Linked DNA regions of Homo sapiens: region 2 is linked to region 1. Evidence: chromatin loops called from intact Hi-C (ENCODE). Cell type or tissue: MCF 10A. All regions are shown on one strand. Links, peaks and the distances in the headings refer to the core of each region. The heading gives the core; the rest is flanking DNA.

Region 1 (8,345 bases), core at 143-8,142:
ACACTACACTCAGAGCGTCTGGGGTGTGGCAGAGTGGCTAAGTGCACGGGCTCTGCTGCTAGCCTACCTGAGTGTGAATCCTGGCCTGTTCCCTATTAGCTATGCAGCCTTGAGCAAGTGATTTTACTTCATACCTGTAATATGAGTTGCTATGAAGATCGAATGGGTTAAAATTTGCAAAGCACTTAGATCAATAACTGGCATATAAGTGCAACTAAATACTTGTTAAATCAAATAAATATAACAATTCTAAATGTTGGAAAGATTAAATGCATTAGTACAGTCATATGCTGCATGACATTTTGGCCAATGGCGAGCCACCTATACAACTATGGTTCCATAAGATCGTAATACCATATTTTTACTGTACCCTTTCTATGTTTGGATATGTTCAGATACACAAATACTTGCTGTTGTGTTATAATTGCCTACAGAATTCAGTAGAGTACCATGCCATACAGGTTTGTAGCCTAGGAGCAATAGGCTATAGCATCTAGCCTGGGTGTGCAGTAGCCTTTACTAAACCTACACTACCTAGGTTTGTGTAAGTACACTGTATGATGTTCATACAATGATGAAATCACCTAACTATGCATTTCTCAGAACATATTCCCATCGTTAAGTGGCGCATCACTGTATATACAAACGCACTTATACCGGAGATTTGCTGTTTTTAAAGTAAAATTGTCCCTTCTGGTGTTTTTTTCTTTTCAAAATAAAGCAAGACTCCTCCAAAGGTGGATCGATAGCTCCTCTACTTCTAGAGACAAAAGACTGCCAGGAACTTTCAGAGGAATTTTTTTTTCTTTTTCTTTTTTTTTTTTTAAGATGGAGTCTTGCTCTGTCGCTCAGGCTGGAGTGCAATGGTGCGACCTCAGCTCACTGCAACCTCCGCCTCCCAGGGTCAAGCAATTCTCCTGCCTCAGCCTCCTGAGTAGCTGGGATTACAGGCGCCTGCTACCATGCTGGGCTAATTTTTGTATTTTTAGTAGTGACGGGGTTTTACCATGTTGGCCAGGCTGGTCTTGAACTCCTGACCTCAGGCGATCCGCCCACCTTGGCCTCCCAAAGTACTGGGATTATAGGCATGAGCCACCGTGCCTAGCCAGACTTTTTTTTCTAGCTTTAAAAAAGACCCAGATAATCCAAACTACAGTCCTATCATGTTATCACAACCATAAGAAGTGGATATTATGAATATCATTCTCACAAGTAAACAGAGGCTCAAAGGCTCACCAAAGTCACAGAGCTTTCTGTCTTTTTGATCAAATCTTTAGGCCAGAAGCAGTGGCTCATACCTGTCCTATAATCCCAGCACTTTGGGAGGCTGAGGTGGGTGCATCACTTGAGGTCAGGAGTTCAAGACCAGCCAGGTCAATATGGTGAAACTCCGTCTCTACTAAAAAATACAAAAATTATAGCCAGGTATAGTGGCACACGCCTATAATCCCAGCTACTTGAGAGGCTGAGGCAGGAGAATAGCATGAACCTGGGAGGCAGAGGCTGCAGTGAGCAGAGATCGCACCACTGCACTCTAGCCTGGGGGACAGAGCAACACTTTGTCTCAAGGAAGAAAAACATCTTTAGCAAAGGTCTTGAGGTGAATGTTGCATTTCAGTGTGTTTGCTAGAGGACAGCTAGCAAACTTCATTTGCTAGATCAGGCCAGAACAAGTACACATAACACACTATCAACACAAATGTGAAGAAGCTAGATTGCTCCATTATTAGAGATAGAAAAGCTGTAATAGTGAAAACTCTAAAGATCACGTATAGAAAATTGCAGTGACAGGAAAAGACCCTGAAGCTGCTGAATGCTAGGTACACAAGTCAGCCCTCCTCTTTTGTGGGATAGGATAACACACCCTCCCAAGTGCGCCACTCACAGCTTAACTATATGTGACTTAGTGCAAGGGCCCTCCTCACCATTCACCCCCAGCTTTGACAGATTTCAACCCCATTATTGTTACCAACAACCATAAGCACAGAAGTGTTTTCTTTTCTCATTGTCAAGGGAGTCCAGACATTCCTGATAGCAAATGTACGTGTGTCAATGTAACCTTGACAGACGGAAACTCAAACTCAAGTACAATGGCAACCTTTATATGCTGTAATATATGCACAATGATGGACTTGGTAATGCTTCTCCCTCGCCCCCAACTTCTTAGAATGTGCAAAATGTGCCTGTTAAATATCATAATCCTTTTTACTCTGAGCACCTTTTCCCCTGGAGCCTTGCAAGTGCTCTCCATATAATGGCCTATTTTTAAGAGTCCTCTTGAGACTGAAATGACATTCGGGCCTTAAATCTAATGATATCAGAGCCTGTCCTTATTTTAAACATTTCTAATATGATCAGAAAGACGCCTGAAAAATGAGCTCTTCTTGCCCTTGGCTTCTCATGTGCCCTAGGGAAGTCCTGATTTAGAAGACGGCCCCCTAACTCAAGTGCAAGGTGCAACAGCTGCTGACATATGTGACTGTGAGCTGATGTTGAAAATTTCTGAGGCAGGGCACAAACCTTTGACCCATCTCCCAGGCTTCTCTGGATAAAATGTGGTTTTTTACAGATCAAAAAGGAGACAGATAAGAAAATGAAGACTGAAAATCTTAGAATTATGAAAGAGAGAATCATATACATTTTCTCTTTAAATACTAATCATTTAAAATGTGTAATTTTAAGGATGCATTAAACCTGCTTGACTGTCCTCACAAGAGAAACTTCCTTCCTTTTCTTAATTCTGTTCCTGGACTTCTCCCCAGCTATATTAGCTACAGCCAGCAGTGAAGTCCCATTGAGTATTCTGTGCACTACTGGAAATCCTGTGATTCACTCCGTGGGCAGTGCTGAATTAATTGTTAATCTGGTAGTGGGTGTTACTTTTTCTACTAGATTGTGAATTTCTAACTCTTGAGATGTCAGGTAAAAGCACTTCTGAGAGAAGAAAAAGGATACAAGGACAAAGAATCTGAGATTTGCCTTCTCTCTGGAAGCCTTTTCATCTTGCCATAGGGAACAGTTGAACCATCAAAAGCCCATTTATAATTAGTGTTAGTGAAACCAGGGGCTTTGGGGAATATTGGTCGTGAACAAAGGCAAGATTGGCAAATCTTGTTAAATTTTGTTAAACGGAAGACCCAGGATTTTTAAAAGCTGAAATACAGAATATAATATTAGTAAACTCATATGATTCTGCTTAAGATAATTTTTAAAACAAATGTTAAAAGGGTAAATTTTTAAAAAGAAAATTATATATATGTACTTTTATATATATGTAGGAACGTACATATATATACGTATATACATAGGCATGGACTTTTTCCTGGAAATTACCATAGCTACAATATGTCACTGGTCTATATCATGTTAATTAGCACTTGATCTGTGAAAGAAATCTGAGCGTGAGGTAATTCAGCACTGTCACCCAACTGGCCACATTAATCTTGAGTATTTTCCCCAGGGGATTAAAATCTGTCACCTGATGTGGCTACCAAGGTGAAATACATCCTCTCTCCTATGCTTTGCTAAGGACAGAGAGGGGCCAATTTGAGCTGTGCTAGAACAGGTTTGTTTGAATGGAGCCAGCATGTGAGCCCACTCAGACAATGGTCTGAGTTCTTCATTGAAGTCGTCTTCTTCCTCTGGTTCCAGTGTAGCCAGTGATGCAATTTGGTTTGCCCTTTTGCAGTGAGAACCGATTGGCCATAAGGTACTCAGCCTACGTTTCCTGCTCAAATGCAAGCAAATCAGTTGATTTACCAGCTCTGAAAATGTTGTGATCTAAACTTGTGCTAATAGAAACCCAAAGAAAGTGACACACATAAGACGTGTGGAAGTGCCTAGGGCTTCTTGGCATTCAGGAGCAGGGGAGTAGAGCATGCTGTACTTAATCAGGATTCGATTCTGTAGCTCTTTACCATCTACGAAATTATTTTTACCACATCCTATTAAAATTGGGAGGCAGCCTTGTTTGGTAGGAAAAATATAGCTTTGGAGTCAAGCAGAGCTGTATTTGAACCCTGGTGCTGCCACTTAGAAACTCTGGGAGGGACCTCAGGCGCTGAGCACTTTACCCCCTCTAACCTCCATTCCTCATTGGTAAGTGTGGGTGATGATGTCCAGCCGATAGGGATGCTGTGAAGGGTGAGAGATACCATATTCAAGTTCTTAGTAGAGAAGCTGATCCAAGGAACGTGCTTTGAAAACCAGTGACCTAGATCCTATTACCATCTTCCCATGTTTAGTCTTCTTCCATTCATGCTCATGTGGCTTGCTTTTTTTTTTTTTCTATCTTCTCCCGGGATTTAGAAATTACTTCCGGCCGGGCGCGGTAGTTTATGCCTATAATCCCAGCACTTTGGGAGGCTGAGGCGGGCGGATCACGAGGTCAGGTGTTAGAGACCAGCCTGACCAACATGTGAAACCCCGTCTCTACTAAAAATACAAAAATTAGCCGGGCACAGTGGCGTGCGCCTGTAATCCCAGCTACTCAGGAGGCTGAGGCAGGAGAATCGCTTTCACTCGGGAGGCAGAGGTTGCAAACAGCCGAGATCGCGCCACAGCACTCCAGCCTGGGCGACAAAGCGATACTCCGTCTCAAAAAAAAAAAAAAAAAGAAATTACTTCCTTGACAAAATCTCCTGTCTTGAATTACTAGTGCCTTTTTGCTGTTATGAATGGAATTTTTAATCATTTAAAATTTAACTTGGTGTAGAAATGCAGTTTATTTGCATAGGTGTATCTTATACCCTGCAACTCTGACTTTTTCATTTCCTTCATTTTGTCATTGTGGTTGTTGATTTTCCTAAGTATGTCAATAATTGTGTAATCAGTACTTTAACCAAAAGGAAGTACAGTGAAAATAACTTTATTCCTTTCCCCCACAGGCTTAGTGGGACTGGTTCCTGCCCTTCCCTGTCCCGTGATTTCTCTGGCCAATCTTAATAATTGTTTCAGCTGCAACCCCAATTGGAACTCACACTGGCCAAAGTGGAGCAGCTCTTGGGGGCCCCCTGCTGGGCCAAGTGTGACCTCTTTAGTTTCTGCATGGCAGGGCTCATGGAGGGTTCCAGCATCAGGGTCATGGCAGCCAGGGCGGTGGGTGAGTGAACACCAGGGGTGCAGGCTGGGGCTATTTACCAACTAGTACAGGAGATTTGAGTATTTTGACAATGGGTCCGGCCATAATGGTGTGGACTGGCTCAGTATCAGCTCTACTCTTAGGTAATAAAAAAAAATCCTCTGGTCTTGTCTAGGGCCAAGCCACTAGTTAAAATTTTATCTCATGCATTAGTCAAAATGCAAATCTTTAGGCCGGGCGCGGTGGCTCACGCCTGTAATCCCAGCACTTTGGCAGGCCGAGGCGGGCGGATCACGAGGTCAGGAGATCGAGACCATCCTGGCTAACACGGTGAAACCCCGTCTCTACTAAAAATACAAAAAATTGGCCGGGCATGGTGGCGGGCGCCTGTAGTCCCAGCTACTCAGGAGGCTGAGGCAGGAGAATGGCATAAACCCGGGAGGCAGAGCTTGCAGTGAGCCGAGATCGCGCCACTGCACTCCAGCCTGGGCAATAGAGCGAGACTCCGTCTCAAAAAACAAACAAACAAACAAACAAAACAAACAAAACAAAACAAAACAAAAATGCAAGTCTTTAAGATGAAAGCCTTTCCTCTACCCCAACTTGAGGAAAGGTGGGAAGATCAGCCTCCTCTCTGTTTCCTAGCCTGTACCGTCTGCTCCTCTTTCCCAGTCACCGTGGCTCTGGCAGCTCCACGTTTGACAGGGTGGAGAATGGGGGAAGAAAATGATCAGAAGCGGGAAAGGTGGAACTTCACAGACACAGATGTAATCTGGCACTGCTGCCTCCTGAGGATTTAGTGGCAGGCAGGATCAAATGTTGATATTGCCGCCCAGTGGACACAAAATGTAATGCAGTACTTAGATCAGGCAGAGCTTTCTCCCCTCAGCCTGCAGCTGACTCAGTGGAAACACGAATACAAGCGTGAGCCACTGCGCCCGGGCTCAACCACCTTTTTAAATGATATTTTTCTTTAACTGTAGACAACTGCAAGTATTTTTAAAAAGAGAAAGAAAGCAGTATAATGAAACTCCCTGAACCCATTACCTGGCTTCAACAATTATCAGTTTATGGTAATCGTCTCCATCTTGTCCACTCTTGTTTCATCTGTTCCCCAACCTACTCCTGGCCTTGCCTCTAGGTTATTTTGATGCAAATCCCAGACATTATGTCATTTAATCTGTAAATATTTCATTGGAACACCTGAGAAAATCAAACACTTTCTTAATATCATCAGTTATTCATGCAGTCATTATTTACATTTTCCTAATTGCCTTATAAATTATTAAGTTAGTTGGCTTGAATTTGGACCCAAATAAAATCCATGCATTGTCATTGTTGATATGTTTCATTTTTAAGTCTTCCAACAATAAGTTGCCCTCTATCTTTGTTGTTGTTGTTCTTACGATTTCTTGAAGAAATAGGTCATTTGTCCCGTGGACTTTCCCACAGTCTGGGTTTTGTTCACTGCACCTATGTGGTCATTTCGTGTGTTCCTTTATCCCCTGTATTTCCTGTAAACTGTTGGTTGAAGCTGGAGGCTTCACTAGTTTTGGGATCAGTTGTGTTGGCAAGAAGGAGTTGCAGGTGGTATTCTGTATTCCTGTCAGAAGACAGAATATCCTGATATCTGTTTTGTTTTTGTGATGTTAGCCATCACTGATAATCACTGCTCAGATTCATTAATTCACTGAGCATTGGGAAATGGTGGCACCTGCTGCTCATGTATTAGCTTTCCAGGTAGTAACTTTTATAAAGAAAACTTTATCAACTTTTTGGTTACCAAGGTAAGAGTCCTTACAGGAAAGGCAGGACAAATAGTTGATCGTTTCTCTTTATTTACCAGTTTTCAAAAGCACTGTGTCAGTTTCCTGGCAGTGAGTTTTGTTTGTTTGTCTTAATATAATATTATCTTGAACTCATGCATTTAAACATATTTGATGTGTGTCAATCTGTTGTAGTGCTGTGGTAGACAGAATAATGCTTCCCCCAAAGAGATCTATGTCCTAATCCCAGGAACTTGTATGCTGTTATGTGGCAAAGAGGAATTAAGATTCCAGATGGAATTAAGGTTACTTATCAGCTGACCTTAAAATAGGGAGATTAGCCCGGATTATCCCAGTGGGCCAAACGTAATCACAAAGGTCTTTACAAATAGATAAGGCAGGCAAAAGAGGAGGGCAGAGTGATGTAATATGAAGACTCTACCATTGCTGGCTTTGAAGATGGAGGAAGGTGGCCACCAGCCAAGGAATGCAGGCAACAACCTCTAGGAGCTGGAAAATGGCAAGGAAACAGATTTTTCCCTAGAATTGCAGGAAGGAACACAGCCCTGCTGACATTTTGATGTGAGCTCAGTGAGACATGGGTTGGATTTCTAACCTATAGAAGTGCCACTTTGTGTTGTTTTAAGCCACTAAATTGTGGCAATTTTTTACAGCAGCAATAGAGAACTAATACCATTACTATCCTTATTGACACTCATATTAACCCATCTTTGGCCAGTGTTATCCTTTTCAAGTTGACTTCCAAGATGAGGGTTTTCTTGCTCCTGATATGACAAGATGTTCCAGGGCCACCTACGGGTTAACTGGTTAATATTTAACTTCTAACCCAACGTATCTGTTGAAACTTGTCCTCTCGAATGTCATTGGTGATTTTTAAATGGAAAAATCCAGTCCTTGTCCTTTTTGTTTTTTTCTGCAGCATTTGATACTACTCTCTTACTCTTTCCTTTTCCAAATGACATCTATCCTCCCTATCCTGTCATTGCCTTTCTTGGGTTTTATTTCCTAGCTCCCTAAAACTGTCCTTGGGCCTCATTTCTTTTTTCATTTCTTTCTTTCTTTCTTTTTTTTTTTTTTTTGAGATGGAGTTTCGCTCTTGTCACCCAGGCTGGAGTGCAATGGCGCAATTTTGGCTCACTGCAACCTCTGCCACCTGGGTTCGAGCAATTCTCCGGCCTCAGCCTCCTGAGTGGCTGGGATTACAGGCACCCGCCACCATGCCCAGCTAATTTTTGTATTTTTAGTAGAGACGGGGTTTCACCATGTTGGTCAGGCTGGACTTGAACTCCTGACCTTGGGTGATCCACCCCCTCAGCCTCCCAAAGTGCTGGGATTACAGGCGTCAGCCACCGTGCCCGGACTTTTTTTTTTTTTTTTTTTTTTTTTGAGACAGAGTCTTGCTCTGTCACCCAGGCTGGAGTGCAGTGGTGCAATCTCAGCTCACTGCAACCTCCGCCTCCTGGGTTCAAGCGATTCTC
Region 2 (8,345 bases), core at 79-8,078, 430 kb before region 1:
CACACTAATAATATAATATGTCTACTTGTGTTATTTGAATTTTGTTGGTTACAGAAGTATGATAAACAAATAGAAAAAGAACATTGTTATTTTGACTAATTGTGTACTTTCTTATTAAAGTTTACATGCTGATTAATGCTAAGGCAATTCTTTAGAAGATAACATTTGAATTTCTATAAATATATATAAAACAAGTCTGTTTTAAGAAAGCAGTTGGGCTGGGCGCAGTGGCTTATGCCTGTAATCCCCATACCTTGGGAGGCTGAGGTGGGCAGATGACTTGAGATCAGGAGTTCGAGACCAGCCTGGCCAACATGGTGAAACCTGGTCTCTACTAAAAATACAAAAATTAGCCAGGTGTGGTGGCACACGCCTGTAATTTCAGCTATTTGGGAGGCTGAGGCAGGAGAATCACTTGAACCTGGGAGGCGGAGGTTGCGGTGAGCAGAGATCACGCCACTGCACTCCAGCCTGGGTGAAAGAGTGAGACTCCATCTGAAAAAAAAAAAAAAAAAAAAAAAAAAAAGAAAGAAAGAAAGACAGCAATTGGTCTGAACCTTCCATCAAATACCAAAAATGCATAATTTAATTAGAATTTAAATTAAAGCAAATAAGCAAAATAGCCCAAATTTCGGAGATCATAACTAACAGTGTTAACTGACATACTTTTATTAATAATGCAAATGTAAAAGAAATGTGTATACACAAATGAATTTAAAATGGAAAATAGTTTCGAGACTTCTTCAGTATTTGTCTTACAATGAATTTAATGTTGATCATTTAAATTTAAGATGAGCATATAAATCAGAGCAAGATGATTAAAAAAGTATTTAAGGCTACCAAATATATTTCATATCTGACTTCAACATCAACTTTTATTGTTTAATTTTGGTTTCAGGGCCTTTTCACAGAGTTCTAATACATCTGAAATATATACCTTAAATCAACTACCTATATTATATTTCAGGATGTTAATTGGATCATAGCATTTACTTGCATTAAAAATTATGCAGTGTTGGTTGGAAAATCAAGTGAAAAGATTGAAGAAAAGTGGAAGAATGGTGGGATAGAATGATTATCAAACTCTTGTTGATTTAAAGTTAGATATTAAAGTAGAGAAGAAGTTTTATTATCTTTCTGATACCAAAATCTGTTAATATTCTAATAACTTGATTTCCATTTATGAGAGACAAGTTCATTATCTGAAGTACTAAATACATTGTCAGTTACAATTAAATCAGAGTGGTTTGACAAGGATTTTTTAAATTCAGTGGCAAGTGATACAACTATAGTATTTTTAATTGTGCTATGTGTTTTAGGTATTTGTGAAGTGTCATTTTGATTATAATCCATACAATGACAACCTAATACCTTGCAAAGAAGCAGGATTGAAGTTTTCCAAAGGAGAGATTCTTCAGATTGTAAATAGAGAAGATCCAAATTGGTGGCAGGTTAGTATGCTTCTCAGAAGTTCCTCAGCTACTTTTCTAATTTTAATCTTAGATCTGATCAATATCTGAATAGTCAGGAAGAATATTAGCATTTGTTACAATGATTTTTCCCACATGAACAGCTCCTGCTTCGTGGCTACTAATTTTGTGGACATAAGATCAAATTGGGAGGGAATTTGCAACTTAATAAGTGCAGAATTAACCAGCCTGTGGCACTAACCCATTGGTTTAGGGATTAGACCAATTGGTTTTTTTCACATGGGTAATTGCATTAAAATATGCTATTGGCCAAGAAGAACTCACTTGGGTCATCCCTTTTCAAAAGATAACTTGGGTTTTGTTTATTTTAAGTAGGAGACTTTTACTGTGAAATAAGTGTGTCTCTTGTCTCCTCTCCCTCATGTTCGTTCATAGCAAGTAAAGCATCATTTCTTAAGGTCTTAATGTCTATTTGCTCCCCTCTTCTCAGATATTGGGAAATGGAGGTTCACTCTATCAGTTTTGTTTGGTTTTGGATTAAAATCTGTGTATATGGAAAGAGATGTGTATTATCACTGTATTTTTCCCTCCTTTTTTCAGAAGATCTGTTTAATGGTATTCTTTTTTCTTCTCCTAATGCAGCTTTCAGAAACCCCTAGCAGCAGTAATAAGTCTGTTTTTGTAATGGTTTATGTTAGCTAACAACCACAATATTCAGAACTGGAAAAACTGACAGGTCAGGAAGTCTGAAATGCCTTAAACTATCAAAGCAAATGAGAGTTTTACTAAAGAACAAGGAGTAAGAGGAAAGGATCCAGGACTTAGCACCAAATTCTAAAATTAACTGAGATGTTGGTAACTCACATTAGCTCTAAATTATAGATCTACTTCTAAGGAGAAACAAATCACAGAATGAGAACAATCTTACTTATGTGTCCTTAAATTTAACTTAAAACATTATGTATAAGTGCACTATGTGTTGAGACAGCTAAGAAATGGGTAAATTAAACAGAATCCATGATTTCAAGAGGTTTCCCCTGAACTTTTTTTAGATCCCTCATTTAAAAAATCTCTCTGTGGCTGTTTCCTTTATTGAATTATTCCAGTTTTCCATTTTTTTTCTTTTTCCTATGAATACGATCTCTTAGTTTTCTCTTCTAACCTGTCACCATTCTCTCAGTTTCTCCCTGCATTTTGATAGTTGGTTACTTTAATTCTGTTTTTCAGGATTTTAAGTGCTTAAAGTTATACTAGATTTTCTATGCTAGTTGTAAGGATAGAAATACTAACTTTGTGAGATAAACCACTAACAGCCAGTTCTCCAGCCACTATTTTAAAATATTTCTCTTTGGAGCTTATTTTAAGTTAGCTGTTTTACATTAGGTGAAGTTTCGCCTAGTTTAAACTTACAAACTCTTGGGATATTCAGACTCCTGGTGGCATAAATTAAAATCTACACTTTATATTCCACATAGTATCTCCTTTTCATTTGGTTTGGCCTGAAATACCAACATAGTAGGATTAAGGTTGACAGTAAATATCTTACTAAAGGGTGCTAGATAAAATGTCCTGTTAATACATCTTATTTAGAATAGCATTTTCCTTTTCTAACTTAGTATCATAAATAAGAAGTTTTAGCAATTTAATTTGTATTTTGGTCCCCACATTTCACTACCAGATGACAGATATGAAGAATTTTAGGTGCCAATTGATTCTTCAGTGCTGAATTGTTTAAATATCTTAACTGACAATGCTATGGATTTAAATCTCAAGGTTGTTTTTAAGAGCAAATGTGACTTTTTTGACTGACCACTGCTTGTCTTACTTAATAGAATATGGTCTCAAATTTTGGTCACTGAGATGTACAATTCATTAATTTGATTCTAGGCTAGCCATGTAAAAGAGGGAGGAAGCGCTGGTCTCATTCCAAGCCAGTTCCTGGAAGAGAAGAGAAAGGCATTTGTTAGAAGAGACTGGGACAATTCAGGTGATGAGCTCGACACAATAAGTAACAAGCAGTCCTTTGTGACCACCTTTCTTTGTCTCTTTTGTCTAAATAAGCAAATGCATTTATTTAAAATATGTCTAGAATGAATCCCTCCCTCTGCTTTCTCTCGCTCATAAGTAATCTTTTTTGATCCCGTTCTGCCACCTGCTGGTAGAGTATCAAAATTCAGTGGCTTAACTCACCTCCACCCTCTTTTGCTTCCTAGGATGCCACATTGGGGAGATAATTCTCCCACCCCTGTAAAATACTATAGGGCAATTTTTTCATATTCTGATATACTGCTTAAGTTATATTTGTTTTATCATCCTTCAGGACCTTTTTGTGGAACTATAAGTAGCAAAAAAAAGAAAAAGATGATGTATCTCACAACCAGAAATGCAGGTAGGTTTTAAATACTTTTTGAGAAGTCCAAGTGAAGTAGCTATATGTCATTTAGTGTGGCATAAACTCTGAATATACAGCTTTAAGTGAGTGTAATTCAGATTAGTACCTAGTTGCAAGGGGCTGACATATGAACACATGGTGCAATATAATATAAATTATTTAAAACCCACATTATATATACTACCATGTGCTTTATTTTGTGAGTATAGTTTACAACACAAAACAAATTGGTTAAGATTTTTGTTTGTCTTAATCAAGAAGCAGTATCATAATTGAAACTATTTGTCCAGAGAATTTTGAAATAGTAATTTATGTGCCATTTCTAAAGGATAGAATGCCTTTGTCAAGATGTTAAAAGAGTTATGTTTAGGGCAACTGTATCCTGCCATAACACTGACCATGATAGTTTTAGAAAAATAGCACTGGACCAAATAAATCTTAGTCTGATCTAATAGAATTCTGTCTTAAATCTTTTAGTCATACAGAAAGAAATATATTTAAAAAGAAAGAAATGGTAACTATATGAGGTGATGGATATGTTTAATAGCTTGATCGAGGTAATCATTCACATTGTACACATTCATGAAAACATCAAGTTGTACACTTTATATACAATTCCTGTTTGTCAGTTGTACCTCAGTAAAGCTGAAAAGATTTTTAAAAACAATGTAAAATAAGACCCCAGACCTGGATTGGCTACTCATTGGCTATTAAAAATAAATAAATAGGAAAGAAGGGAAAGAATGGAAACTACTATATTTATTCTTCCCAGTTGCAGAGGATGACAGAAATAAAAAACAGCTCTATGAATCAGAAATTTCTGGAGGCTTAATCAAAGGAGTTGGCAATTTTAAAAGTACTTTCTTGACTTCAGAGCTACCTCTATGCTGGTAATAAACTAAATAGCACACCATAAAAGAAAATAATATAGAAGGAAGAAGTAGGCTTGCTTTCTCTTAATATTGGTTTAATCTACTGTGGGGAAATTGTGCAAAGAAAGAGTTACTATTAGGATAATAAGCTAAGGAAGGAGTGTTATTACTACAGATTGAGAGTTACAGTAATAACAGGTAATATAATATTTCAAATCATCACTTTGGCCCTATTATTCATAAAATATATGCCCATAAGGCTTTTTTGCAAAATAGAAAATTTGTAATTTTCCCATCGACTAAGATTATAATTTTGGGTTATGTTTCTAGTGAAACAGTTGGATCTAAAATTTATTTTATATGTAAATTTCAAAATCTTAATATTTAAATGTATGTTGTCAGTAAATGTCAGTATGTTGAATTCTAATCAAACTGATAATTGTTGATTTGCCATACAATATTTATTCATTTATATAATTGGAAGGTCACTTGTTCTGTGGAACTTACTTAAGCAACCACGCTAGGTTTACTCCTGTCCTCCGTATTTGCTACATGCTTTCTATATATACTGGTTTGTAATTTGATTATTTATATTAAAGGATTTTTACTGGCAAATTGATAATAAGTTTCAGTGGATAGAATCTCTGATAAGTAAGGATAAAACATAGAATTTTTCTAGCTTGATTAGATAAATTTTTTTTTTTTTTTTTTTTTTTTTTGAGACGGAGTCTTGCTCTGTCACCAGGCTGGAGTGCAGTGGCGCAATCTCGTCTTACTGCAGTCTCTGCTTCCTGGGTTCAAGTGATTCCCCTGCCTCAGCCCCCTGAGTAGCTGGGACTACAGGCGCACACCACCACGCCTAGCTAATTTTTTGTATTTTTTTAGTAGAGACGAGGTTTCACCATGTTGGCCAGGATGGTCTCAATCTCTTGACCTCGTGATTCGCCCACCTCGGCCTGCGAAAGTGCTGGGATTACAGGCATGAGCCACCATGCCCAGCCCGATTAGACAAATTTTTAAGGGCAAATGGATGGAACCAGATGTTTAAAGCAAGATATAAAATAATTTACTGGGGCAGGCACAGTGGCTCATGCCTATAATCCCAGCACTTTGGGAGACTGAGGCAGCAGGATCATTTGAGGCCAGCAGTTTGAGACCAGCCTGGGCAACATAGCAAGATCCCATCTCTACAAAAAAAAAAATTAAAAATTAGCTGGGTATAATGGCTCATACCTGTGGTTTCATTTACTCGGGAGGCTTCATTGAGCCCAGGAGTTCAAGGGTACAGTGAGCTAAGATTGCACCACTATACTCTACCCTGGGTGACAGTGAGCCCCGGTCTTAAAAACAATAATAAAATAATTATTATTTATTGTACTTTACCAAATTTGTAAAAACAAATCTATGCTAAGTGGGTACAAGTCAAGTGATATTTAACTATCAAGACAGCTAAGCCATTACTAGACAGAATTGCAGAGATTTCTTTCATGTATATAAAAGTTGACTTTGTATTCCCATTTCCTTTTTCATTTAGAATTTGATCGTCATGAAATCCAGATATATGAGGAGGTAGCCAAAATGCCTCCCTTCCAGAGAAAAACATTAGTATTGATAGGAGCTCAAGGTGTAGGCCGAAGAAGCTTGAAAAACAGGTTCATAGTATTGAATCCCACTAGATTTGGAACTACGGTGCCATGTAAGTTTTCTGTGTTTTCCTTGCTATGCAATTGGCAGGAAAGAGTATGGGCATATGGAGGAAAGGGGGATTATTATCATTAGTTATTGTTATTCCCAAATAAGTTTTCTTTATGGCAGTGAAAGTGAACAAGTAAAAGACATTGAAAAATTTAGTAATTCTGTAGCTGTCTTGAAATAGTGCTGCAGTGCTGTTGGCTTGCTGTCTGGTGGCAAGTGCTTCTCTAAACTATTCAGTTCAGAAATGTTAGAATTAAATGCCTACATTTAAGACTCGTGGCAAGATAGGCATTTAGGATTTTCTTGTACTGATGTCTATCTAAAAAGTTGGATTTTTCAGCCATTTTAGTGTAAAGAAAAGGGGAAAGCTTCTGACCCTTGGACATACCCAGTGTGGCAACAGCTGTGTGAACTTACGTGGCCTGGCTTGTAGCTCTCAGTCATGCAAGGTCATAAACCTGATTTTTGATAGCACATAAGAGTGATTCATCTTTTACTGCAGGCAGCATTCATTAAGGTTACAGAGTCTGATGTATAGAATAAAATAGTACTGATGAGAAGTATAACCATTAAGTGAACCAAGCACTCATTTTATGGTCTTTGCATTCATTTCTCTATTTGCATATTTACATAGAAAGTTAAATAATCATGTCAGAAGTATGCTTGATGAGAATGGAATTAGATCAAGGAATTGGATGATGTTAGTGATTTACTGTAATGACTAATACACATTTGTCTCTGACTGTAGGGACTAATAAACATTTGTCTTTGTTTTTGAAATACGTGGATCTTTACTTGTGAACTTAGATGTTCTCTCCCTTGAAGAAAGCAGGAGATAAGCTAACATTGCTTTCATTCCCATTGCTGTGCTTCTATTTCTGACCAAGCCCCCTTTTAACATGGCATTCCTTTAGGTATATTAATGCCTTTAAGCTATTTTGAGTCAAATCCTAGGCTAACTTTAACCCTATCTCTTTTAATTGAATTTTAGAGTTTCCCTGGTTTTGTCCAGTATATTTTGGGTTTAATTCTCAGTGAGTACTCTTATTGCTAAAATTCTTAAAAGTTAGGGAAATAGCCTTGTCATTGCCCCCCTGTGCTACTTATAATCCCTTCAGTGTAAATCTTCTGATTCTACTGCAGGCATTGTAAATCACTAAATTTAGACAAATCCTACTAAAGTGGTTAACAGAACAAAAACTTCACTGTAATCAACGTATGTTAAAGCTGCACTTGTGAAGTAAAAAGTTTTTCGCTTTTATCAAATTCATATGTGCCCAATATTTTTAGCAAGTAGTTCTTAAAGACATATAATGGGGAAAAAAATAACCCCTTCTCTTCCCCTGCCTCACTTATGAAAAACAGTCACTTTTCATTGTTTTTGCTATTTCTTTTGGTTGTGTTCCATATTTCTTAATAATGTCTTTAGTCTGCTGTTTCCTGCTTTATGCAGTTTAGGCCTTATCTGTTGACTTCCTGACTGTCCTTCCAATATAAAGATAGCTGTATTTTCAGTTAGTTCAATTTCACTTTCTTGAACAGCCCTTTCCCCTTCTGTGACCCAGGAATCTCTGGAGTTCTGTTTTTCTTTATACTACCTGATTTTATATATATATGTGTATACAGTTTTTTGTTGTTTTTTAAACTAAAGACTTGTTTATCCAGTAAGTCAGGTTCTTTTTTTTTTTCCTGGAGACCTCTGTCTCAGAACCCTCTGTCTTTCTGCTTCAATGAGGACTACATGCTGTCTCTCTGGCTGCCCAGCTGTTAACACTGGAGTAGTTCCCTTTGTTGTTATCCTGGGTTGAAGCTGTTGTTCCTGGATCCCATTCTTTCTCTTTCTTGGTTTATCACCTTGTTTTGCTGGGGTACATCCTCTTGTATGTGGAATGTAATGTCTGCATCTTTGTGTTTTAAAATGTATATTTTCTGCCCTTTATTTGACTAATTAGCAGA

The links. Peaks named below come from ENCODE experiments on the same cell type or tissue, not always from the same donor. Only the 100,000 strongest peaks of a DNase experiment are listed, where the experiment ranks them.
Region 2: a loop joins it to region 1, with 5 times the contacts of the local background. A loop is called at or near these places in 8 of 110 quality-filtered maps.

Annotation. Positions count from the first base shown.
Region 1 is chr7:25,088,501-25,096,845 of GRCh38, forward strand. No RefSeq gene overlaps it. Among named protein-coding and RNA genes, the nearest start is that of CYCS, 33 kb to the right of the region's middle. RefSeq lists enhancers at 5,660-5,709, 5,730-5,809. In MCF 10A, for the core only: CTCF peaks have their summits at 4,997 (motif pointing left) and 5,913; DNase peaks (open chromatin) are centred at 5,011 and 5,911.
Region 2 is chr7:24,662,271-24,670,615 of GRCh38, forward strand. PALS2 (protein associated with LIN7 2, MAGUK p55 family member) reads left to right here. Exons shown (of 12, transcript NM_001303037.2): 6 at 1,320-1,451; 7 at 3,318-3,417; 8 at 3,751-3,819; 9 at 6,229-6,390. Among named protein-coding and RNA genes, the nearest start is that of GSDME, 91 kb to the right of the region's middle. In MCF 10A, for the core only: a CTCF peak has its summit at 3,578 (motif pointing left); a DNase peak (open chromatin) is centred at 3,581.